Linked DNA regions of Mus musculus: region 1 is linked to region 2. Evidence: chromatin loops called from intact Hi-C (ENCODE). Cell type or tissue: left cerebral cortex. All regions are shown on one strand. Links, peaks and the distances in the headings refer to the core of each region. The heading gives the core; the rest is flanking DNA.

Region 1 (8,000 bases), core at 1-8,000, 110 kb before region 2:
GAGCAACAAAATGGCTCATGGATTTAAGGCACTTACTGCCAAACCTGATGACCTGAGTTCAATCCTCAAGACCCACATGACAGAAGGGAACAAATGAGTCCCACAAACTTACCTCTGACCGCCACATGTGCATCAGGGCTGGTGCGCACCCACATGGATCCACACATGCATGCACACACAATAGATAGATAGATAGATAGATAGATAGATAGATAGATAGATAGATAGATAGATAGATAAATGCAACTTAAATTTTTTTAAATGTGTGGAGATATATTTTGTACTGTCACCTATTAGGCTGAACTCCAGTCATTTCCAATTTTATCTTGTTTCAAATGGGCTTTGCTGCCTTATCAGGTACATTAGATTTTCTGGAATGATATAAAAAATTAATTTGCACATATAAAACATCTGTGGAAAAACGTGCACGAACCAAGGGTAGTTTGATGCTTGCTAGGGCAGAAGGGAAGGGGTGTAAGCAGAAATAGAAGAGGGTCCACGCATGCCTCACTTCCTAGCACCTGGCTTTGCTGGGCTCTGCGGCTGTGGTTTTTACAGATTAAAGGTTAATGATAACTTTGCATCCAGGCCATCTCTGGGTCACTATCCAGCAGCCCGGGCTTACTTCATGACTCTGGGTTACACATTGGTCATTCCCTTAGTGTTTTTACATCTGTGCTCAGAGGTAAGCAATGCTGCTACTGTAATGGTTTGGGGTGCTACCAAAGAGCACACCCAATGGAGCAGTGCCCTTACATTGTAATAGCAAATAATTAAAAAGAAACTGCCACTAGAGAGACAGCCCCATTGTCAAGGGCACTGGATACTCTTGCTGAGGATCCAGGTTCTGTTCCCAGCACGCACACAGCAGCCCACAACCACCTACAACTCCAGTTCCAGAGGATCCAATGCCTTCTTCTGACCTCCTTGGATACCACATATACACATGGGGTATGTACATACAGGCAGGCAAACACTCATACACATAAAATAAAATATTTTTAAAAGAATGAAATTAAGCCAACTAATGACCCTGCATCGACCTCTAGATGTTCAAATGAGAGGAAGCATCATGAAGTTCTCACTTGGAATGTAAAGCCAAAAGCGATGAAGGTTGACGAAGCCGGGCCTTCTGCACCAAGGAAAGAGCAGAGCCCTGAGAACAAAGCAGGAGCTCCTGAAGAAAACTGTTTGTGTGGCTACTGGGGGCACAGTTTCTTTGTTTAGTTGGGTCTGGGATCTTGATGGGATTTTGTTTGGTTCTGTTTTTGAAGCACAGTGTCTTAGTCAGGGTTTTACTGCTGTTGTAAACTGCCCAATTGTGTGTAACTGCACCAATTTCCCCTATTCCCCCACACACACTCCTTTCCTATATAAACCCCTAACTTTTGAGCCTTAGGGTCGACTTCTCTGTCTCCTGCGTGATATACATATCAGCCCAGAGCTCCGTCATTAAACTGCCTCGTGTGTTTGCATCAAGACAGTCTCGGTCTCTCGTGATTCCTTGGGTGCGCACCACCTCGGGACTTGAGTGGGGGTCTCCCCACTAGGGTCTTTCAATACAAAATAAATAAATTTTTCAAAAAAATTATTTTTAAAAATTGAAAAATACGAATGGCAGTAAAACTCTTCCACTGTGCTAAGTACAGCTATAGAGCCCGCCGAGAAGTGAAAGACTGGCCAGTTAAGAGTACTTGCTGCTCTTGCAAGAGACCTGAGTTTGCTTCTCAGCACACACATTAGTAGCTCACAACTGCCTAGAACTCTGGCTCCAGAGGATCCAACACCCTCTAATGGCTTCTGCATGCACCCACATGCATGACTACATACAAACACACATAAATAAAGATTAAAAACAAGCCTCTTTAAAGAACTTATCTGTATTGTCATACACAGTCCCTAAACATCTCAAGGTCACTGTAAAGATCTACAGCTCTGGAGAGAAAAAGATTTCACTCCAGTGAACAGTGTTCATGGACATGCAAGAGCTCTCACCAAGATGTATGAGGTGAATGTTGTCTCCGTGCTTTCTGGAACGGTATCTCCCGGACAGCCCAGTGGAGCAAAGGGTAATCAATTTTTCTAGTCTCACCACTTAGGGAGCACATATAGGTGCCATAGAATGTCATTCTTCTAGACATCTGGGCAAAAGAAATTGAAAACCTCTGCAAAGGTCTCAGCATCTAGACACCGTTATGAGTATCTGAGATTTGAAAGAAGGAGTTAGGGCTGGCGAGAGAGCTCAGCAGGAAGAGCACCAACTGCTCTTCCAAAGGTCCTGAGTTCAAATCCCAGCAACCACATGGTGGCTCACAACCACCCATAATGAGATCTGATGCCCTCTTCTGGTATATCTGAGGTCAGCTACAGTATACTTATGTATAATAATAAATAAGTCTTTTAAAAAAAGAGGGGGTTAACAGGAAGGTAGAATAAGTTGGTTTCTACCCTCATAGATGACTTTGAGAAGATCCAGACTTCTGTACAGGAAGGAAGTACAGATGCAGCTTTTAAAATCCAGAGAACTGAAGCTAGAATGCCCAGAGAGTGGAGAGAGTGACTGACTTGCTGCCATCTCGTGATGAAACCTGAATTGCTTCCTAGAGCCCAAAGGGTGTGAGCTTTCGAGGTGGAAACTACTTCCAGTGGAGATACTTTGAAGAATGCGGAAGGGGATTAAAATGTCATCCAAGTAACTGGAGAGCTGTCTCGATGGATAATAGCATTTGCTGCTCTTATAAAACCTCTGAATGTCCCTGTAAACATGTCTCTCTCTCACACATACAGAGGGGAGGCACTAATAACAAAATTAATCTTTTTAAATAAAATAAACTATCACACGAACTTACTTGAATGAGAAAGATTTGAGGGAACTGATTCCAATTTTAAAAGATGTTCTGCTGCGGGTGAGATGCTGTGAGCAGTGCTTCAAGCTGCAGAGAAATCTGTTGTAAAAGAAAGAGCCAAGATTTGCATGGAACTGTCGCTTCCACAGCCCCAGCCATGAGCACTCAGCAGCCACCAACACCAGGACCCTGCGCTGGTGAAGACGTCACCACTCAACAGACTCGGATGATCATTAGCAATTTGGGGCAATGATGTTTTGAATTAAGGGATATGCATTTTTAGGCATAATGCTACCTGTTGCTTATGTCACAGACCACCATTTAGTATAAAATAATCCCATGTGCTCTGCTAAACCAGAAGCTTGATGTGACACTGCTTTGCATAAGCCACCTTGTGGCAGCGACCTGAAACTGGACCTGAGATGTCTCCTGGTGTGTTTATGTATAGTCTGATATTGAGAGGATTAATTCTTTTTAAAGCTTGCTGTAGGATGGTCGCACTTATCTGTTAACGTTCAAACATCATTGGGTTGTTTGCTTTAGGTGCTTGAAATAGATGATATATGATTTGTATGCAACGAAGTGTTTGAAAACATAGTCTGAAATCCCACGCATCTATTTAGGAGAATGTCAGAGAACTAGTTTTAGCCTATAGTCATAGATCTGTCTAAAAAAAAAAAAAAAAAACCTCTTCAGCCTTACATAAGTGCTTCAAGGAACATTGCCAGGCTTTACAGTGGAGATTTCTAGGAATATCTGAAATAACTCCATATGCATTTATCACAGCTAAACTGTGGTGCGCATGTGTGTATGCGTGCATGTGAGTGCTTGCCAAGTTCAGAACAGGGTGTTAGATCCCCTGGAACTGAAGCCACAGGTAGTTGTGAACCATCTAACATGGCCACTGGGATCTGAACTCAGGTTCTCTGCAAAACAAGCAAATGTTCTTAACCTCTGAGCCTTCTCCCCATCCCTGTAAAATTAAATCTTTACCGTCGTGGTGCTGATCTTACGCCTCTGTTCAACTTTCCTCATCCTTCCATGCTGGCACCATCTTGGATGCCTTGGACTGAAGTTGTGCATGAGAAAAAAAAATGCCATTAACCATGAAAGTATTTCGAAGTTGAGACGGTGGGTGAGGGTGTTTCGGGTGGGCCTCGCTGTAGCAGACTGACTTGACGTTATTCCTTCACCAGGTCAACTCTGCTCTCTACAATGTCAACTTGAAAGTCTCAGCCTGGCCTCATGTTCAGAGCCGTCCCTTGAGAACTGGGGTTGCCACAGCACTCTGACTTTTGCTAGCTTGCTTTTGTCCTTGCTTTTAAGACAAGGTAGCCTAGGCTGGCTTTGAACTCATGATACCCTTGTCTCAACCTCCAATGATATTATGGGTGTGCACTACCATAGTAACACACTCATCTTTCCCACTCATGTCTACTTCACCATATATGACTATTTGTGTTAAGACAATGTTTGTGGGGGTGTGTACACTTGGGGGGTGCCCATTAACACATGGATGGAGGCCAGCACACAATGCTGGGCACCCTCTTCTATCACTCCTCCTTCCTGGAGATCGGCTCTCTCACTGGCCTAGAGTGTACTGGTTTCAGTTAGGCTTCTGGCCAGCAAGTTCCAACCCTCCCCCTGACTCTGAAAGATGCTCACGGCCACACCCCAGTCATTCCACCAATGCTGAAGATCTGATCTCAAGGCCTCATTCTTGCACAGCAGGTGCCCCTACCCACAAGCCATCTCCCAGCCCAGAGAATGGCTGTTTCTAACAGGCTGTTACAGTTTCTTCCCCCCCCCCCTCCCCCAGACAAGGTGGAAGAGCGTGCATGCTATAGTGGCTGTCTCTGTAAATTGCGGCTCACCACGGTCTCTCTGTCCCCCTGCAGGAGCGCCCTCCCAAGCCAGAAGCCCCCTGGCTGCCCATTCAGATGTGGTTCTCGTGCTGTGATCTAGAAGAGTCATTTCCCATTTTTGAAGGACTTACAAAACATATACTGTTGCGTCCCATTTCCATAAAATTAGGTAAGACGACAAAGAGTACTGTTGATGACGGGGAGGGGTGAACGGGTTCCTGAGTTCTGACTAAAATTCACAAGTTCATCCTTTCTCCAAAATCTATACTTTTCACTTTTAAAAAAATCCTTTTATTTTTAAGAAATCATAGGTGAATCACTTTTACAAAATCTTGAACTGAATGCTTGGCCCATGAATTTTGAATATTTCGTGGCTAGTTTACATCGTTCGTGCGTGTGTGTGTGTGTGTATGTGTGTGTGTGTGTGTGTGTGTGTGTGTGTGTGCGCACGCGCGTGCGCGCGCACACGCCTGTGCACACGTGTGTTATGCATGTTTATATACTATATGGGAAAGTGTACTTGCTTATTTAGAAGCTGGTGTTGGATGTCTACTATCACTACTTCACCTTATTTTTTGAGACAGGGTCTCTCACTGAGCCTAAAGCTAACCATCTCCTTTAGATGGGTTGGTCAGAGAGTCCTTGAGTTCCACCTGCTCTACTGTCTACCACTGGAGTTCCAGGCAAGAGCAAGAACGCCTGGGTGCTATGGATCTGAAAACTGGTCTTCATGCTTGCACAGACGGCAGTGTCCCCTGAGCCACCTCCCTAGCCCCTGTTTCATCAATTTTAAGGCAGCTGTAGCTGTATCCCATGAGCCTTTAAGCTTTTTTAAGGGACGGAACATCCACCAAAAAGTCAGAGGTGCGACTTGACCTCATACACGTACCCATTTATGAACTGCCGCTTCCTGAGAAACAGGACAGTTCCAACAGCTCAGAGTCCCTCCCACCTTTCTATGACACCCTCTCCGCTGGCCACAGGCACCAAAGCTCTGAACTGTAACATTACACTTAATGTGGGCCCTTTCAATTCTAAATGTGCTTTGTAGTTCGAACTCATTTAATATTTGGGGGCCTTATTTTAGGGATCATAACTCAGTTATGTGAAAACTCTCCTTGTGCTTTGCATGAGGCTGATTCTTGGTGACTCTTTAGACATTTCGGCAGCTTTATGCCTGTACTATCAATGGAGAATGTTCTGTGCAGCTCATTTATTGGAGGCAAGATTCTGTACATGATATTCAGCTCAAGCTCCCTCACCCTGCCATGCATCTCGTTGGTGGTTTTATTCCCATCCTGTCGGGTTCTGAGAGAAGCGTGCTGAGGGACACCATGCGATGGGCAATCTCTGTTTATAGTTTTCCATTTTTCTTTTTACTACATCTTGTAAAATTATGCTATTATATGCAAAAAAAATTATTTCCTCCAGTGTAAATTCTTTATTTCTATGTAATATTTCTCTTCACTCTGAATAATACTTTTTTACTTAAAATCTATTTTAAATTGCTTTTATTTCTGTATCTATGTCTATGTATGGGTATACCACACATGTGGGAGTAATTGAGAGAGCCAGAAAAGGGAGTCTGATACCCTGGTCCTGGGATTACAGGTAGGTATGGAGAGAACTAGGGTCTTCCATGCTCTTAACTGCTGAGCCATCTCTCCTGTCCTTTAAAAAAAAAAATCCCTTTTGTAATGTAAGTTTCTCTTGGTAGTTTCCATCTCTATATTTCTATGCTCTTATCTCTAATTCTTAGGTGTTGTTGCTAAGGTCCAGGTATATCTTTACTGGAACATTGTTATTCCGAAGCGTGTATGGCGCTCTTTATCAACAGGCAGGTTTTGGTCTATTCTATTTATTTTTAATATTGATCTATTTCTGTTTTCCAAACTGGAGAGACGTTTTAGCTCCTAGAGGACATTTAGTAATGTTTGGAGATATGTCTTTGCCACACTGGATAGCGCTACAGATGTCAGATTGTCGCTGAGCACCCCATGATGCTCAGAACTCGCCGTGGAGAGGAACCCCCTGAATGGCACCTGGAATAGCAGCATCAGCGAGGAGCTCCCGAGTCCCCCCTTGTGGGGGTTTCCTTTTCCCTCATACTTCTAACATTACTATTTATTTAGCACACCTGGGACGTGTGCTAGTGTGGTGTCTATGTGGAGCAGACTTTCTGGGATCCCAATATACTCATTTGACTTCCAAATAAAGACTGCCAAAAAATTCTATTCAATAAGAGCATCAAATATAAATCACATTTGTGTGTAATACCCCAGTTAAGGAGATAGCTAGAGGCCACAGCAGAACCCCACATGAAATCAGAAGAAGCCCACACATGGACAGCTAGGGATGGGCCTAGGACACAGGACTGGATGAGAGCGAGTGTAGAGAAAGAAGGGAGGGGTTTGGGTCACAGACACAGTAATATCAAGAGCAGCCATTGCTTCTTGATAAAAACGGTAAGATGGTAAAGAATTACCATCCACTGAACTAAAGTGTTAGAAAATTGTTAAAGTTTCTGTGTATAAGCTTTATGCTCTAAAGCTGAGATTAGGTCTTCTACTAATGGTGATACTTAGTATTAATCACACTGTCACTCTTAATCTTCATAAACCCTCTGGATTATATTAACATAAAGCCTTTCATGGTTTTTAAGTAGCATGGATTTTATTAATTGAGAGTAATTATTTAGAATATGCAGGGGCTGGAGAGATGGTTCCGAGCTTGAGTGCTTTCTGATCTTCCAGAGGGCCAAGGGTTCATTTCCCAGTACCCACAGCAGGCAGCTCAGAACCACCCATAACTCAAGCTCCAGAGACCAGAGCCCTCTACTGACGTCCCTGGGCACCCACACACATATGGCATTCACTCACACAGAAACACACTGCTCATAAATAAAAATAAACATGGATGGAAGAGTGGAGGTGGATCCGGGAAGAGTTATGGTGAGGAGTCGTCAGAGATGTTCAAAATATATTGTAGGCATATACAAAGTTACCAAATAATAAATGTGTTACATTAAAATATGAAATAAAAACAAATACATCTTTAAAATAAAACTGTATATGAGAGAAAGAGAGAGAGAGAGAGAGAGAGAGAGAGAGAGAGTGTGTGTGTGTGTATGTTTTTAAGACATGTTTTTTCTCTGTAGCCCTGGCTATCCTGGAACTCAATTTGTATACCAGGCTGCCCTCAACTCATTGAGATCTGCCTGCTTCTGCCTCCACACCCAACTCAACACACAACATTTAAGCATGTGAAAGCACTAGAAAACAGATTGGGT
Region 2 (16,466 bases), core at 3,605-11,604:
AGAAGCTTATGAGCTTATGAGGTGGCTCACTGGGGGAAGGGGCTTGCTGCCAAGCTTGATGATCTGAGTTTGGGTCTCCGGGATCCACGTGGTGGTGAAAGACCCACAACATGAGGACTCCCCCACGTTCTGACTCAGGTGAGGCGACACCCCAAATCACTCGCGAGAAACGGTCTTGCTGCAAACTGCAAGAGGACTTTTAAAATACCAAAAATACCAGTTAAGAATCACAAGGAAGTGCAAAGTCACAAGAGTCACAAGGAATACCTGACAACTATCACTGACAAATTCTGTCCTAACATCAGTCCAAGTCCACAGTCAGAGACAAGGGGTTGACACTGTCTGTCCCATAAAAAAAAAAAAAAAAAAAAAGAAACAAAACAAAGACACAAGACACTAAAACGTCTAAACACACGAGTCCGCATCTGGACTTATCAAGCCAAACGTGACCTCCGAGGGGGTGAGGTTTTATGTCCACCCACTTTCTGATGGGAGTCATTCCACATCGACGCCCCCTTCACCCGTGGAACAACTTCCAGGGTTGCAGCCTGTGGGCCTTAGGACATCTCCCTCCCTCAGCCACTAGGTCCTTACAGTCCACAGTGGCAGCTGCCAGATAACCAGTCTCAAACACTTAGACAACAGACAACATACAAGACTCACACTAACATTACCTCCAAGGGGTCTTCAAGGTTCCTGGGTGTCACGCAAATCTCGGTGGAACCTCCAAATGAAAGAACATAGTGGGGAAACCCCAACTCGTATCCCGTATCCCGAGTCAGCGTGCACCCAAAGACCCTCTTGGTGCAAACACATGAGGTAGTTTAATGCTGGAGCTCCAGGCCAACATGTATCTCACACAGGAGACAGCGGTTGTCGGCCACAAGGCTCAAAAGCTAGGGGTTTTTATAGAAAAGGGGCTGAGGCTGGGGGAGGAATTGATGCAGTTTCACATGATTGGTTCATTTAAACATCAGCAAACTGTACATGCAGATCGAGGTAACAGCAGAGCATCTGGTTAACATTTAACCTACATCAGAAGGGCAGGAGATAGTGAGGCGCTGGGCCAGTCGGGACATGTCTCTGCATTCTCTTTATCTTTATGGCCAAGCAGCCTCAGGAATGTCTTAACGACGGGCCTGCCCAGGCATGTCCTGTCCTGTTCTGCTGTGTTCTCGGCCCCAGGTTTCAAAGCTCACAAACAACTCTTTGGGCTATTTGACATAAATTACATGAATCACAGGTTTCAAGTTTTATTTTCTTTCGGTGGAAGGAGAGTACTGACTCCCAAAAGTTGTCCTCCGACTTCCACACATGCGCTTTGGCACTCACATATGAAGAAAAAGATATATTCATATGCATAAAATTAAGATAAATATTTTCTAAAAAAAAAAAGCCTAATAAAGTGTTACATACAGTTAATGCCAACAAGAAGCAGCAGTAGACAATATCCATGAGGCTGGCCAGAACTACTTAGTAAGACCAAATAAAAAACTCACTGTCTCTAAATTTTAAAATAAATAAATAATAAAGTAAAAATGGAGAAGCAAATAGGATACATAGGTAAGTAGGTGGTAGGTAGATAAATACTGCTGTAAATTTTGTGTATGGTTTTCTAGAATTCGAATGAATAGATTTATGTATCTCACACCTCTATCGAGATAGAGAGCTGAGATTGGAGTTGAAGTTCAAAGGTAGAACTTGCCTAACATGTTTGATCCCCAGCCCTGCAAAAATAATAATGAATAAATGATACTCATTATTAATAATATTAACATGTATAATAACAAGATTGAAATCTTCCCATATGCTATTAGCCATTTGTATCTCTTCTTTATGATAAACTCATATAAATGACCACTGCTTCTTTTCCTTTCTTGAGACAGGGTTTCTCTATGTAGCCCTAGCTGTCCTGGAATTCACTCTGTAGACCAGGCTGGCCTTGAACTCACAGAGATCTGCTTGATTCTGCATCTGGGTACTGGGACTAAAAGTGTGTGCCACCACAGCCAAACTATGGGCACTGCTTTGTCTAGAATTTGTGTTCCTTGTTCCTGGCCTGTAGGCTCTAGCATCTGAGTACTTGTTCCCCGGCTGGTGGTTCTATTTAAAGAAGTCTGTATGTAGCCTTCCTGGAGGAAGAACATCTCTGGGAATGGCTTTGAGACAAAGCATCATTCCTTGTTCACTATCTCTACTTGTGGTTAAGGATCTAAGATCTCATCTCTCTGGGCTGGAGAGATGGCTTAGTGGTTAAGAGCACTTGACTGCTCTTCAAGAGGTCCTGGGTTCAATTCCCAGCAACCACATGGTGGCACACAACCATCTGTAATGGGATCTGATGCCCACTTCTGGTGTGTGTGAAGAGAGCAATGGTGTACTCATATACATAAAATAAATAAGATCTCATCTCAACTCTCTGCTTACCGCCCAGCCACCATTTCTGCCGCCACCTGCTGCTGTGCTGTCCCTGCCATTACAGGCCCCAAGCCTCTGGAACTGTAAAACCAAATAAATTCTTTCTTCTTTAAGTCGCCTTGGTCATGGTGTTTTATTATAGTAATAGAAAAGTAACCAGTACAAAAGTTGGCAACAGGGAACAGGCTATTGCCGTGAGGAAACTGATAATGGTGGATTTTGGAGAGATGTAAAAGGCTTTGGAAATTTGTGCTTGGAAAGTGGTTAAATGTTATAAGCAGGGCTTAATGAGCCATTATGAGCTTGGAAGACAGACAGTGGTGAGGAGAGGAGCCACATTGCCTGTGGAGAACCAGCTTGAGAGATTTCAGAGGAGAACAATAGTAGCAACTGGGCTAAAATACTTAATGTGTGGCTCAAAGATTAAAGGAGCACTAGGAAGTGTAACGGAGCTGAATCCTGTGTTCAAGGATATTAAATGGAATTAAGGAAGTGGTGACCTCTGGGTAAGATCCCACTCAGCTAAGCTTATTGTTTATGTGTTAGAAGCTGAACAAGGGATAGCCATATCAAGTTAGGCATTGTGTGACCTGGTTATTGTTTCCATCTGGACATAAGGAGTTATGATTGTGTCTTCAGTTGACAAGGGATGGATTGTGGTGTCTATTCTCTTTGGTTGACAATTTGACTCTATCTGGAATAAACTACAATCCAGTATGGAATGCACACCTATGATCCAGATCTTGAGGCATAGTAACCATGCTTATAAAAAACTTATGAAAAGGAATTAAAGAAAAGCTTAGCTCTAAGCATAATGTTACATACCTTTAATCCCAGAAGACAGAGGCAAGCAGATCTCTGAGTTCAAGGCCAGCCTGGTACTGAGCAAGTTTAAGGACAACCAAGCTTAGGGGGCTGGAGAGATGAAGAACACTGACTGCTCTTCTGAAGGTCCTGAGTTCAAATCCCAGCAACCACATGGTGGCTCACTACCATCCGTCATGAGATCAGATGTTCTCTTCTGGTGCATCTGAAGATAGCTACAGTGTACTTAGATAAATCTTTTAAAAAAAAAAAAAAAAAAAAAAAAAGGACAGCCAAGCTTAGGCAATGAAGGAGTTGGAAAACAGAAAGCTGGTGATAATATAATAGAATGAGAGGCATGTTTCAGCCCCAGCACACACACACACACACACACACACACACACTGAGAATATAGCTCAGTTAGTAGACCCCTTGTCCACCATGTTTAGAGTCCTACTTTGATCCCAGTCAGTGCTACCACATCTGGTAGCATAAATATACCTCAGGAGGTAGAGGCGGGATCAGAAGTTTAAAGTTATCCTTAACTACTGTCTTAGGGTTTCACTGCTGTGAAGAAACACCGTGACCAAGGCAACTCTTATAAAGAAAAACGTTTAATTTTACAGTTTCAGAGGCTCAGTTCATTATCAAGGCAGTGTGTACCAGACGGCTTCAGACACATGGCTCTGGTTTTAGAGTCAAGAATAGAAGGGGTCAGCCGAGCGTGGTGGTGGCGCACGCCTTTAATTCCAGCACTCAGGAGGCAGAGGCAGGCGGATTTCTGAATTCAAGGCTAGCCTGGTCTACAGAGTGAGTTCCAGGACAGCCAGGCTTATACAGAGAAACTCTGCCTTGAAAAACCAAAGAAGGGGTCCCTGGGACAGTTGATGCTGGAACTATGAAATTAGTGGTGATTAAGAAAAGACCAGGGGGCTGGTGAGATAGCTCAGTAGGTAAGAGCACCTGACTGCTCTTCCGAAGGTCCGAAGTTCAAATCTCAGCAACCACATGGTGGCTCACAACCACCCGTAATGAAATCTGATGCCCTCTTCCGGTGCCTCTGAAGACAGCTACAGTGTACTTACATGTAATAAATAAATAAATAAACAAACAAATAAAAGTGTTTGTGCACCACCACTCTCTGGCTGATATTGTTAAAAAAAAAAAAGGAAAGAAAGAAAAGAAAAGAAAAGAAAAGAAAAGAAAAGAAAAGAAAAGAAAAGAAAAGAAAAGAAAAGAAAAGAAAAGACCAGCATGACTGAGGTGAAATCTTGAAATCTTCTGGGAAGTATTTTCTGAGAGCACAAAGAAGCTGTGTTCCAGAGATACATTGTTCTAGCAACTGAACTTGGTAATATATGTAAGAGTCACCCAGGTGGACTGGTTTTGAAGGCCATCACCATGAAGAGGTCATGGAGAGCAGTTGAAGCTTGGCACTGTGAGAGACCAGAAAGGACCATTGGTGAAGGTGCAATCTCAGTGGCAGTTGAAGGTCCAGGACTGAAGGGGTCATGCAAAGAAGTTGAGGCTTGGCATCATGAATAAAGCCTATGAGAGACTATGGGTGAAAGTACAGCCTACTTGTAGCAGAGGACCTTAGCATATTAGAGATGCCAGTACCATGGGATGATCACTAAGAACTGCAGCAACAGTGGAGTGGAGTCAGCCAGAGCCTAGAGTGCTGCAGAGAAGTGGCCCAAGCACTTTGGAGGAGCCCAGGAGATCATGTTTGGGTCCCAGGCACTGGAACAAGAACCTGTAAAGTTGAAGTTACCTTGGAGACCCCAAGATGTAAGAGATGCCAGAGCCATGTGATATCTGCTGAGGAAAGTGGCTAACAGGGAGTAGAACCAGCCCAAGAGAAAGAATTGTGTTGCAGTCAACAGTGCTGGAAGGAGTTGGACATCAGACATGGAGATACAGAGCTTAGAGTTTGCCCAGCTCGTTTCTGGTCTTGCTTTGGTCCAGTATTTCCTCACTATAACATTTTGGAATGGTAATATATATCCTGTAATACTGAATATATGTGATCTGTTTTTTTATTTTTATTTTATAGAGAATTTCAGTTAAGAGATTGCATGAATCTCAGTAAAGACTTTGAACTTTGGACTTTTAAACATTGTTGAAACAGTGAAAGTCTAGGAGGACTTTTGAAATTGGACTAAATGCATTTTGAATCGTGTTATGGCTACAAGCCTATAAGAGCCAGGGAGTGGAATGTGGTGGTTTGAATAGGTTTGCCCCCCCCCCCTGCCATAGATTCATGTGTTTGAAGGCTTGGCCCATAGAGAGTGGCATTATTAGAAGGTGTGGCTTTGTTGGGATAGATGTGGCCTTGTCGGAGGAAGTGTGTCTCTGTGGAGGTAGGCTTTATGATCTCATATATACACTCAAGATATACTCAGTGTGGGATCAGAGCCGTCTCCTGGCTGCCTGTGGAAGTCACACTCAGTGTGGGATCAGAGCCTTGTCCTGGCTGCCTATGGAAGATACACTCAGTGTGGAATCAGAGCCGTCTCCTGGCTGCCTGTGGAAGACAGACCCCTTCTGCTGCCTGCAGATCAAGATGTAGAACTCTCAGCTCCTCCAGTGCTATGTCTGCCTACACACTGCCTTGATAATGAACTGAGCCTCTGAAACTGTACAATTAAATGTTTTTCTTTATAAGAGTTGTCTTGGTCATGGTGTTTCTTCACAGCAGTGAAACCCTAAGACAGTAGTTAAGGATAACTTTAAACTTCTGATCCCGCCTCTACCTCCTGAGGTATATTTATGCTACCAGATGTGGTAGCACTGACTGGGATCAAACTAGGACTCTAAACATGGTGGGCAAGGGTCTACTAACTGAGCTATATTCTCAGTGTGTGTGTGTGTGTGTGTGTGTGTGTGTGTGTGTGTGTGTGTGTTTAATTTAGACTAAATAGTGAGGCCTTGAATTCACTAACCAGTAGCCAAGGCTGGCCTCAAATTTAAGAATTAGATTCCAGGTATGAGCAACCACAGCTAGCCCTGTTCAGTTAAAAGAACAAGCAAACAACAACAATAACAACAAACCTGAGACAGGATCTTATGTAGCCCAGGCTGGCCTCAGACTTATAATATGGCAAGAGTGACCTTGGGCTGCTTGAATCTCCTGCCTCTATCTCCCAAGAGGTAGGATTACAGGGGTGAGTCGCTAAGAAAGGCTTCTTTCAAGCAATTTTGAAGTTGAATCCCTTTAAATGGCACTTTCTCTCTCACCAGACCCCACCACTGCCCACTAAATGCACCCTTACATTGTCAATTTTCCCAGAGGCATCTCCCTCTGTGACAAGGAAGGCCCATGAGTAACTTTTTATGGTGCCAGAATCCAGTTCCTGTTAGTGATGTTGGGGGAGTAGCCCCTCTATCACTATCATTGTACAACTGTGGGTGCCCAAGCTCCCAATCACAGATTGCTTGGCTAAACCCTACCTGGCTTTCAGACGTGGAACTAAAGGGCAGCTCTCCTGTTCACCTTTATCATCACTGTGATGTCCCATTTCCAAGATACCATCACCTTCCCTCAACTGGAATTCAGTTCTGCCCGGGAATGCCCAATGAATTCTGTGTGGTTTTGAGGGGAAACAGATAGCTTTTATACAAGGTTACAAGGATCTCAATCCACCTAGGCTGTGGAACCAGGCTAAGCAAAGACCAGACCTGAGAAAGGGCGAAAGTCCACCATCTAGTGGCCCTTGCTGGTATAGCAACAGATAAATGGACACATTTCATATTGGCTTTTCTGTGATCATGAACAAAAATTAAAACTCAGAGAATAGTCTAATACCTAGAGACCACACCATACCAGAGACAGCAAACAAAGGAATAGAACGAAGCACAGTAGCATAAGCTTGTGATCTCAGAACTAGGGAGGCAGTTTCAAGACAGCCAGGACTATGTGGAAAGAACCTGTCTTTAAAAACAAACAGACAAAACTATTTCTATTTATTTTCCTCATATATATATGTATGGGAGGGAGTGGCTTGAGTCCATTACACCATGCATATAGAAGTCAGAGGCCAACTTGTAGGAGTCCTTTCTCCTGCTACCATGTGTACCCTGAAGACTGAGCTTAGGCCATCAGACTTGGCAGCAAGTGCCTTTACCCCCTAAGCCATGTCATGGGCCCATTCCTGTCTCAACTGATCTGATAACTAATTGTTCAAAGGTATACCAGCAACAAGATCAATAGTATGACAATGTATCTGTCAATTACATTGGATTTTGTAATACATTGTAATTGTATTTAATTACAATGGATAAATGAAATAAAGGATACCAACATTTATAGAAAGATACAAGTCCCCGTTGATTCATGGGCAGGTGATTACAGCAGTCAAAGACCAAAATGACTGAGTCTTGACTTCCAAATTTAAAGATATTGAATCTATATAGTTGTCTTAGTTAGGGTTTCATTGCTGTGAAGAGATACTATGACCAAGGCAACTCTTATAAAGAAAAACATTTCACTGGAGCTGGCTTAAGGACTTCAGAGGTTCAGTCCATTATCGTTATCGTCATAGCAAGAAGTGCGGCAGCCTGCAGGCAGACATGGTGCTGGAGAAGGAGCTGACAGTTCTACATCTTGATCCAAAGGCAGGAGGAGACTGTGTGCCACACTGAGTGTAGCTTGAGCAAGGAGACCTCAAAGCCCACCCCGCAGTGACACACTTCCTCCAGCAAGGGCACATCTCCTAATAATGCCACTCCCTATGGCCTATGGGGGCCAATTACATTCAAACTACCACAATAGGGATGACTTTCTCCTTTGGAAATAGAGGGGGAAATGTCTGAAAGGTAGGGGAAGGGAGATCTGAGGAGGAACTGTGTGGCTAGACAAATGGAGAAGTGTCCCGGGATACAGAAGTGTTGAACAGAAGGGGCAACCTGGAGATTCACATGAGGGTCTCAGAGGAGAGACTCTTCCTAGTGAAGCTGGAAGAGGCAGAGGGTGCAGGGAGCACCCCAGTACCCCTAGAACAAGAAAGGAAGAATTCTCAGTCAGCTAGGGCCAGTGTAGGCCAGGGTCCAGCCAGCTATCTCCTGTAGAAAAGGAGCTACAGGATAATCAGGCCAGTGACAACTGTGACAACACATTCAGATAGAAGCTGCCATGGAGACCAGGCTAGCCTTGAACTCATAGACATCGGCCTGCCTTTGCTTACTAAGTGCTGGGATTGAAGGTGTGCTGGTTGAAGAGACACTTGGTCTCTTGAAGCATCTTCTATGATGACAAGACTGACCTAATCAGTCCCACCAGGTAAGAAGCTTTACAGTGTGTTGCTTGCCGTGCCAGTCCAAGCCTACCGTTACCAGCTCGGACTAAAGAGACACCTACATCATCACACTTTTCTTGTTCTGCAAAGAGGCCTGATTGAGTGCTTATATATTCCTTAGATTTTTTTTTAGACGAAGGAAAAGCAAAGAGGAATCATAAATAAGTGCCCGAGTGTAACTGAAAAGTTACTTTTATTGGGGGTTTCTCATGGCCAGATTCTCTTTTGTTGATTTCTTTGTCAGGGTCTCACACAGCATAGTCTTGACTCTAACTTGTTATATAGCTAAGATGACCTAGAACTTTTGGCCTTCCTGTCTCCATTTCCCAAGTGCTGCAGTCTGGTTTACCCGGTACTGGGGACTGAACCCAGGGCCCTGCGTGTGTGAGACAAGCACTCTACCAAGACACACACACACACACACACACACACACACACACACACACACACACACGGTTTTACATCCCCTTCCCATCCCCAAAACAAAGAAACAAAATAAATATAGGCTAGGGAGAGCACTACCTGATGAATGGAAGCCAAGGTCTCGCAGCTCTTCAGAGCCTAACCCAAGAAAGCTACTCTCATTTGCCTTACATGCCTGGCCCGTGAGGTACTACCCTCTCTTGAGTTTTCCAAAGGAAATAAGGGAGATGCCTCTGACTCTCTTCCTCCAAGGACGAGAGGATCACCTGCTAGGTCCCTTTCATCTCTGGGTGTACTCTACAACATTGGGCTAAATTTAAAATGTGAAAAGTAAAAAGAAAAGGTTTGAAAGAAGGAGAAAGGCAGAGGACAAAATTATTTTATGGAGACAAAATTAATCCAGATTTTGATACTGCCAGAAGCTGGGCTCCCTGAGCTTCTGTGGCCTTGAGCTCCCAGGGCAGGTTTTAGAAGGAACCAGAATCCCGACATCGGTAGTGTCCTGCCTACGTGGTAGCCGTTAGACTCTGGTTTCAGTTTTAAACATGTGTGGCTTGAAAGGGGACTTTCCCCCTGGAACAGGAAATGCTGATGACAGACAGAGCCTTGACCAGGGACCAAACTTGTCAGAAAACATCTACATCTGGTAAGCTATAGTGACCAAGCTGATGGAGTAGCCACACAGCTGCCAGTAGTTAGCCAGGCTAGCCCTAAGCAGGTGACCCAGAAGTCTGAGATTCGGGACCTTTTCAGAAGCAAGCCCTGAATTTGTGAAACCTCAAAGCCTCTCTTCTTTTGTAAGAAGTGTAGCAAATGAAAGCTAACACTATGATAAGCAGCTGTTACAGACAGTAGACTCATGCTATGTCGACCTAAGGAATGAAGTGCCAAGACTGCCTTTGGGCAAAGGATAACTGAGGCAGGACATGGTGGGACACAACTGTAACCCCAGCCCTCAAGAGGCTGAGGCAGGAAGCCTGGACTACAAAGAAACACTCTTTCTTAAAGTAGGGGATGGGGGGGAGGAAAGGCAGAGCATATCACAGTACAGTGCTCTGTCCTGTGATCCAAGCAGTAAAAAGTGAAGAAAAGCCACCAATGAAACAGACACCAAACCACAAGAGTAAAGCCATGAGGTTACGGCACCCGCCCTAGAGACCAGAGCAGTGATCCCTAAACCAGCTTCACATTCAGTTAATTTCTTGGTGGTGACCACTTCTGAATTTTAAAAGCCCAAGACCGAAAAAGTAGGCTGTTCCTATAATGCCAGCCCTTAGGAGGAAGAGACGGCAGGATCAGGAGTTCAAGGCTATATAGTAAACTACGAGGGGGGTTAGGGGTGGGTGAGGGAAGGAGGGAGGGGTAGAGGGACAGGGACAGGGACAAAGACAGACAGAGTTTTTGATCTGGCATACCTTTCCCCCAAATAATCCAAACCTAGAGAAAGTAGAGAATGAGTTTGGGACCAGAGAATGTGATAGGGATTAAACCCACAGCCCCATGCTAATCTACTATGCTCTCTATACATACATTGTATTCGCACGAGAAAAAGTTTCCTCTTTTTTTCCTATAGTATAATATGACACAGCTGCCTTGTGTTTCCCCCCTACCAGTATGTGTTACAGGGTGTTCCAGATCAGTTCAAGAGTTTCGCCGGGCGTGGTGGCGCACGCCTTTAATCCCAGCACTCGGGAGGCAGAGGCAGGCGGATTTCTGAGTTCGAGGCCAGCCTGGTCTACAAAGAGTTTCCTCCCCGATCTCATTTCTCCACAGCATTCTGTCGAATGGCGCCTTTACCATTGTGCAGACCACGGGGCTTCTTTCTGCGCTCAGAAAGTTACCAGCGCTGCTGCAGTAATAAACTCTGGGAAATCTGACTTTGCACAAGAGAAGTGTAGTCCCTAGGAGGGAAAAAAAATGAGAACAAAAGAATTAAGGAGAAATGGTGACATATCTTTGTTGATTGCTGCCAAATCGTCCATTGCTGCCAAATCCCTATGGTCCATGCCGATCCCGCTGCCCCACCTGTAGCGCCCCAGCTGCAAATGGATCCATCCTGACCCCCGATCTGGAAAGCTACTTTTCAAAGGCCCCCATGTTGGCTACCTAAGTGGGCACAACTCTGGAGAAAGAGACCCTTCCTCCAGCCAAAGCTCATTTGCTATTGGACGCTATCCAACTGACAAAGTGCCTCCATCAGAATGGCCTGACAGCAGAGATTTAAGGCATTTTCTCTTTTTTTAATTTTTAAAAAATATTTATTTATTTATTATATGTGAGTCCACTGTAGCTGTCTTCAGAAACACCAGAAGAGTCAGATCTCATTATGGATGGTTGAGAGCCACCACATGGTTGCTGGGATTTGAACTCAGGACCTTAACCACTGACCCACCTCTCCAACCCGATTTAAGGCATTTTCCTGATTAATGGTTGATGAGAATGTCTCAGTCTACGGCTGCTGGTGTCATCCCCGGGCAGGTGCTTGTATAAAAAGCAGGCCAGCCAAGTGGTGGTGGTGCACGCCTTTAATCCCAGAACTTGGGAGGCAGAGGCAGGCAGATTTCTGAGTTCAAGTCCAGCCTGGTCTACAAAGTGTTCCAGGACAGCCAAGGCTACACAGAGAAACCCTGTCTAGAAAAACAAACAAACAAAAAGCAGGCTGAGCAAGCTACAGGAGCATGCCCATGCCATAGGCAGCCCTCCACCACGGCCCTCCACCATGGCCTTCACTTCTGTTCCTGCCCCCAGGTTTCTTCCCTGCTTGAGTTCCTGCCTCGGCTTCTCCCTGTCAGACTTACTGTAATCAGGCCATGGAAGGCACAAACCCTCTCCCCTCCTAGTTTCCTTAGGCCATGGTGTTTGTCACAGCAATAGAAGGCAGAGTAAGACATGGGGCCGGGAACATGGCTTAGCCAGCAGGGTGTCAAGGTCCTCTCCTGGTGGCGCATCTTTAACCCCAGCATTCAGGAAACAGAGGCAGGCAGAGTTTGAGGCCAGCCTGGTCTACATAGAGAATTCCAGGACAGACAGAACTACAGGAGAACGTGTCTCAAAAATAAAAAAAAACGGGGCTGGTGAGATGGCTCAGTGGTTAAGAGCACTGACTGTTCTTCCAAAGGTCCTGAGTTCAAATCCCAGCAACCACATGGTGGCTCACAACCATCCGTAACAAAAATCTGATGCCCTCTTCTGGAGTGTCTGAAGATAGCTACAGCGTACACACATATAATAAATAAATTAATTGATTTTTTAAAATAAATAAATAAACAAACAAGCAAACACACAAAGAAAATAAATAAAAGTTTGGGACTGGTAGGATGTCTCAGTAAGTATTGATACTTTCTAAAATAAAAGTTAGATGAGAGAACAAATCAGATTGGGTGTCTATGGGCAATGTGTGAGCTCAGCACTGGGAGGAGGCAGAGACAGGAGGCTCCCTGGTGCTCACTGACTGGCCAGTCCAACCAAAACCGTGCGCTCTGTAGCTAATGTAGCTCTGTAGCTATCTCAAAAAATAATGTGGAGAGGCATTGAGGAAGATACCGAAAATTGACCTCTGGCCTCCATAAATACACACACAGTTCCAGCCCGTTTCTTCTTTCACATCTCCTCAGCGTCTCTCTCAGCATCGTTCCAGAATCTCACTCGAGAATCTCTCTCCAAGTCCCCACCTCTCATCTCCTTTTATTCATTATTTCCCAGAATCCTCTCTTCCAATTAGTGTCCCGCCTCCTATTTCCTGCCTCAGCTCATTGGCCATCAGCGTTTTTATTCACAGGTGATGCTTATAAAAGATTCTCTCTACATAAAATTTTAAAATAAAGTTTGAATTTTACGAGCTGGAGAGATGGCTCAGCGGTTATTTGCCCACTGCTCTTCCAGAGGTTCTGAGTTCAATTTCCAGCAACCATGTGGTGGCTCCCAGCCATCAGTAATGGAATCTGATGCCCTCTTCTGGTGTCTGAAGAGAGCAATGGTGTACTCATATACAGAAAGTAAATAAATAAAAAATTTTTTAAAGTTTGAATTTTGTGAAAGAAAGAAGGGAAGGGAGAAGGGAAGCAAGCAGCTGGGTCTCTAGGTTCCACCGTGTGAGACCTCAGACGAGTAATCTGCAGCTGTCCCTGGACACGGCAACCTCTCCATACTGGCTTTTATTTTTGTTTCTACCCTGAATTTCCCAAGAAAGATTACTTACTAGCTATCTAAAACAAAACAGGCCTGTGCTTTTGAAAGATCCTGAGAGAGAAGAGTTAAAAATTATATAAGCCCCTAGACTTGTGTCCAAAATAGACCCCACTAATGGCAGGGAGTAAAAGTTTAATTTGCCCCATTGTTCCAGGTTGTACTAACCACAAAGTAGAAGTTTAACTTACTCCACTGTTTTAGGAAATGTTCATACAGAATACTCCAACCGTTCCTGGAACCCGTTGTGCTTGCCAAATGCCATAGCCCATGCCAGGTGTTTGCGGTTTCTGCCTTTATAAGCCCCTTACCCTTTGAGCTGGGGGCCAACTTCTCTAGCCCTGCGGGGGATACGAGTTGTCCCCAGTGCACTGGCCTTTCCCGATTAAACCTCTTGCTGTTTGCATCAAGACTGGTCTCTCATGAGTTCTTGGGCGTTGAGTCATCCGGGGGCTTGAGTGAAGGTCCCTCCTGGTTTGGGAGACTTTCACTCTGAAGGCTTTCAAAGCATCCTGACTCAGCCACAGGCATGATAGCTCCTTGTGCCTAATGGAGACCTTTACCACAAGATACAGCTCCTGTCTCAATCCTGCAGGAAGGCTCAGTGGGGCGATATTGTCAAGTAACATGGAGCATTTCCCCTGGGGGCTGCAGTGTGGCAGGTACTATGCCAGTAATGGCTGATTTCAGAGAGCTCACACACACACAAACACACACACTCATATTCCAGGAAATGCCTGTGACTTGTCTCTCAGCTCTACCTTGAAGCCTTCCTTCTTCCTCCTAGACCTTCTGCAGGTCTCTGAGCTCAGAGATCATTTGGGAGTTGTTATGGTTTGTATATGCTTGGCCCAGGGAGTGGCACTATTAGGAGGTGTGGCCCTGTTGGAGTAAGTGTGTCACTTCGGACGTGGGCTTAAGACCTTCACCCTAGCTGCCTGGAAGTGAGTATTCTGCTAGCAGCCTTCAGATGAAGATGTAGAATTCTCAGCTCTACCTACACAATGCCTGCCTGGATGTTGCCATGCTCCTGCCTTGATGATGATGGACTGAACCTCTGAACCTGTAAGTAGCCCCAATAACATATCGACCTTATAAGAGTTGCCTTGGTCATGGTGTCTGCTCACAGCAGTAAAACCATAACTAAAACAGGAGCCAACAAATTTGGTCTTGACCTATTGGCATGACTCGGAAGCAGGCACTGTGGGTAACAGACTTTCTCTTTGGGGTTTGATTTACTCATAGAAGAACCAGGAAGAGCCTTATTGCCAAGTAGAATAAACCCTGGAGAACAGGAAGTAAAACTAGATTACCAAAGAGTGACAGGAGGTCAGACACAGGGTGGACAGGCTGTCACAAGGTGGGGAGAGGAGCTTTAGAGGAAGTGTAAGGAAGCCCAAAGTACCAGAAAAGTATTCTTAGGTGTGAGCAGCATCTGAAAGAAAGACATAAGAGAGAGAGAGAGAAAGAAAAAAAAAGAGTCATACCTTTCTGAGTCAGGGTTCAGAAAGAAAGAGACCCAGCTGCAACTTTATGATAGCTCGTAGGGACTGGTGTGTGCTGTTGTTTTAAAATTACATTTATGGGGGCTGGTGAGATGGCTCAGCAGGCAAGAGTACTGACTGCTCTTCCAAAGGTCCTGAGTTCAAATCCCAGCAACCACATGGTGGCTCACAACTACCCATAGTGAGATCTGAGGCCCTCTTCTGGTATGTCTGAAGTCAGCTACAGTGTACTTATGTATAATAATAAATAAATTTTTAAAAAATAAAAATAAAAATTACATTTATGCTAGGCATAGTGGTACATGCCTTTAATCCCAATATCCAAGGGCAGAGGGGAAGAGGCAGACAGACTTCTGTGAGTTCAAGGCCAACCACAGCTATACAGTAAGATCCTGTTTCAAAATTAATTAATTAATTAAAAAGTACATTTATCTGTTTGTTTGGCGTACATGTGTGCACACACTTGCCACAACACAAGTGTGGCAACCAGAGGACCACTTTTGAGAGTCAGTTCTCCCTTTTCACCATGTAGGAGCCATGATTGAGTTCAAGAACTCAAGCTAGGCAACAAGTACCTACACTCACTGAGCTATCTGGGCATAGGTGGAAAGAAATCCCTAGATGTGCCAGGCAGTGGTGGCGCATGCCTTTAATCCCAGCACTTGGGAAGCAGAGGCAGGTGGATTTCTGAGTTCGAAGCCAGCCTGGTCTACAGTGTGAGTTCCAGGACAGCCAGGGCTACACAGAGAAACCCTGTCTCAAAAAACCTAAAAGAAGAAAGAAAGAAAGAAAGAAAGAAAGAAAGAAAGAAAGAAAGAAAGAAAGAAAGAAAGAAAGAAAGAAAGGAAGGAAGGAAGGAAGGAAGGAAGGAAGGAAGGAAGGAAGGAAGAAAGAAAGAAAGAAAAGAAATCCCTAGATGAAGAGAGAGGCTGTCTTGGTTAGGGATTTACTGCTGTAAACAGACACCATGACCAAGGCAACTCTGATAAGGACATTTAAACGGGGCTGGTTTGCAGGTTCAGAGGTTCAGTCCATTATCATCAAGGCAGGAATATGGCAGCATCCAGGCAGGCATGGTGCAGGAGGAGCTGAGAGTTCTACATTTTCACCTGAAGGCTGCTAGCAGAATACTGACTTCCAGGCATCCAGGCAGCTAGGATTAGTGTGTTAAAGCCCACACCCACAGTGACACACCTACACAAGGCCGAACCTACTCGCACAGGACCACACCTTCTAATAGTGCCACTCCCTGAGCCGAGCATAGCAAACCATCACAGAGGCAATGGTCAGGAAAAGCCAGGCCCTGGGAGTGTCTGGAAATTATCAGCCTAGTTTGGTAACTGAGAGCCCTACTTGTTTTGTCTCAATGAGTAGTAATGAGTTGCTGCTGGCCTCTTGGGTACACCACTAGCTAACTGAAATAGCTACTAGATAATTGTATTTGTCTCTAGAGGAACAGAACTTATAGAATGAATATATATACATTCATTATATGTAGTGTATGTACACATTCAATATATTATATATTTATATGAATGTGTATATATAAATAATATATAAATGTATATACATAAATGTATACACATATGAAATATATATGTATAATATGAATTATATGTATCTGATTTATTAGAATGGCTCACATGCTGTGATCCAACTAGTCCAACAATGGCTGTCTACCAATGGAAGGTCCAAGAATCTAGTAGTTGCTCAGTTCATAGGGCTGGATGTCTCAGCTGATTTTTAGTATGCACTGGAATCTGGAAGAAGTAGACACCAATGCCAGTGAAGGAATGGACTTGCCAGCAAGAGTGAGAGCAAGCAGGCAAAAAGA

What was found. Hi-C counts contacts between places; a loop is a spot of excess contacts. Peaks named below come from ENCODE experiments on the same cell type or tissue, not always from the same donor. Only the 100,000 strongest peaks of a DNase experiment are listed, where the experiment ranks them.
Region 1: a loop joins it to region 2, with 2.5 times the contacts of the local background. A loop is called at or near these places in 2 of 42 quality-filtered maps.

The regions. Positions count from the first base shown.
Region 1 is chr6:73,050,537-73,058,536 of GRCm38, reverse strand. It overlaps Dnah6 (dynein, axonemal, heavy chain 6), which reads left to right. Exons shown (of 77, transcript NM_001164669.1): 62 at 4,745-4,880. Among named protein-coding and RNA genes, the nearest start is that of Gm20560, 43 kb to the right of the region's middle. In left cerebral cortex, for the core only: a CTCF peak has its summit at 3,231; DNase peaks (open chromatin) are centred at 2,977, 3,274, 3,552, 7,562 and 1 more place; H3K27ac peaks cover 259 bases.
Region 2 is chr6:72,931,133-72,947,598 of GRCm38, reverse strand. No RefSeq gene overlaps it. Among named protein-coding and RNA genes, the nearest start is that of Tmsb10, 19 kb to the left of the region's middle. In left cerebral cortex, for the core only: a CTCF peak has its summit at 6,934 (motif pointing left); a DNase peak (open chromatin) is centred at 6,912.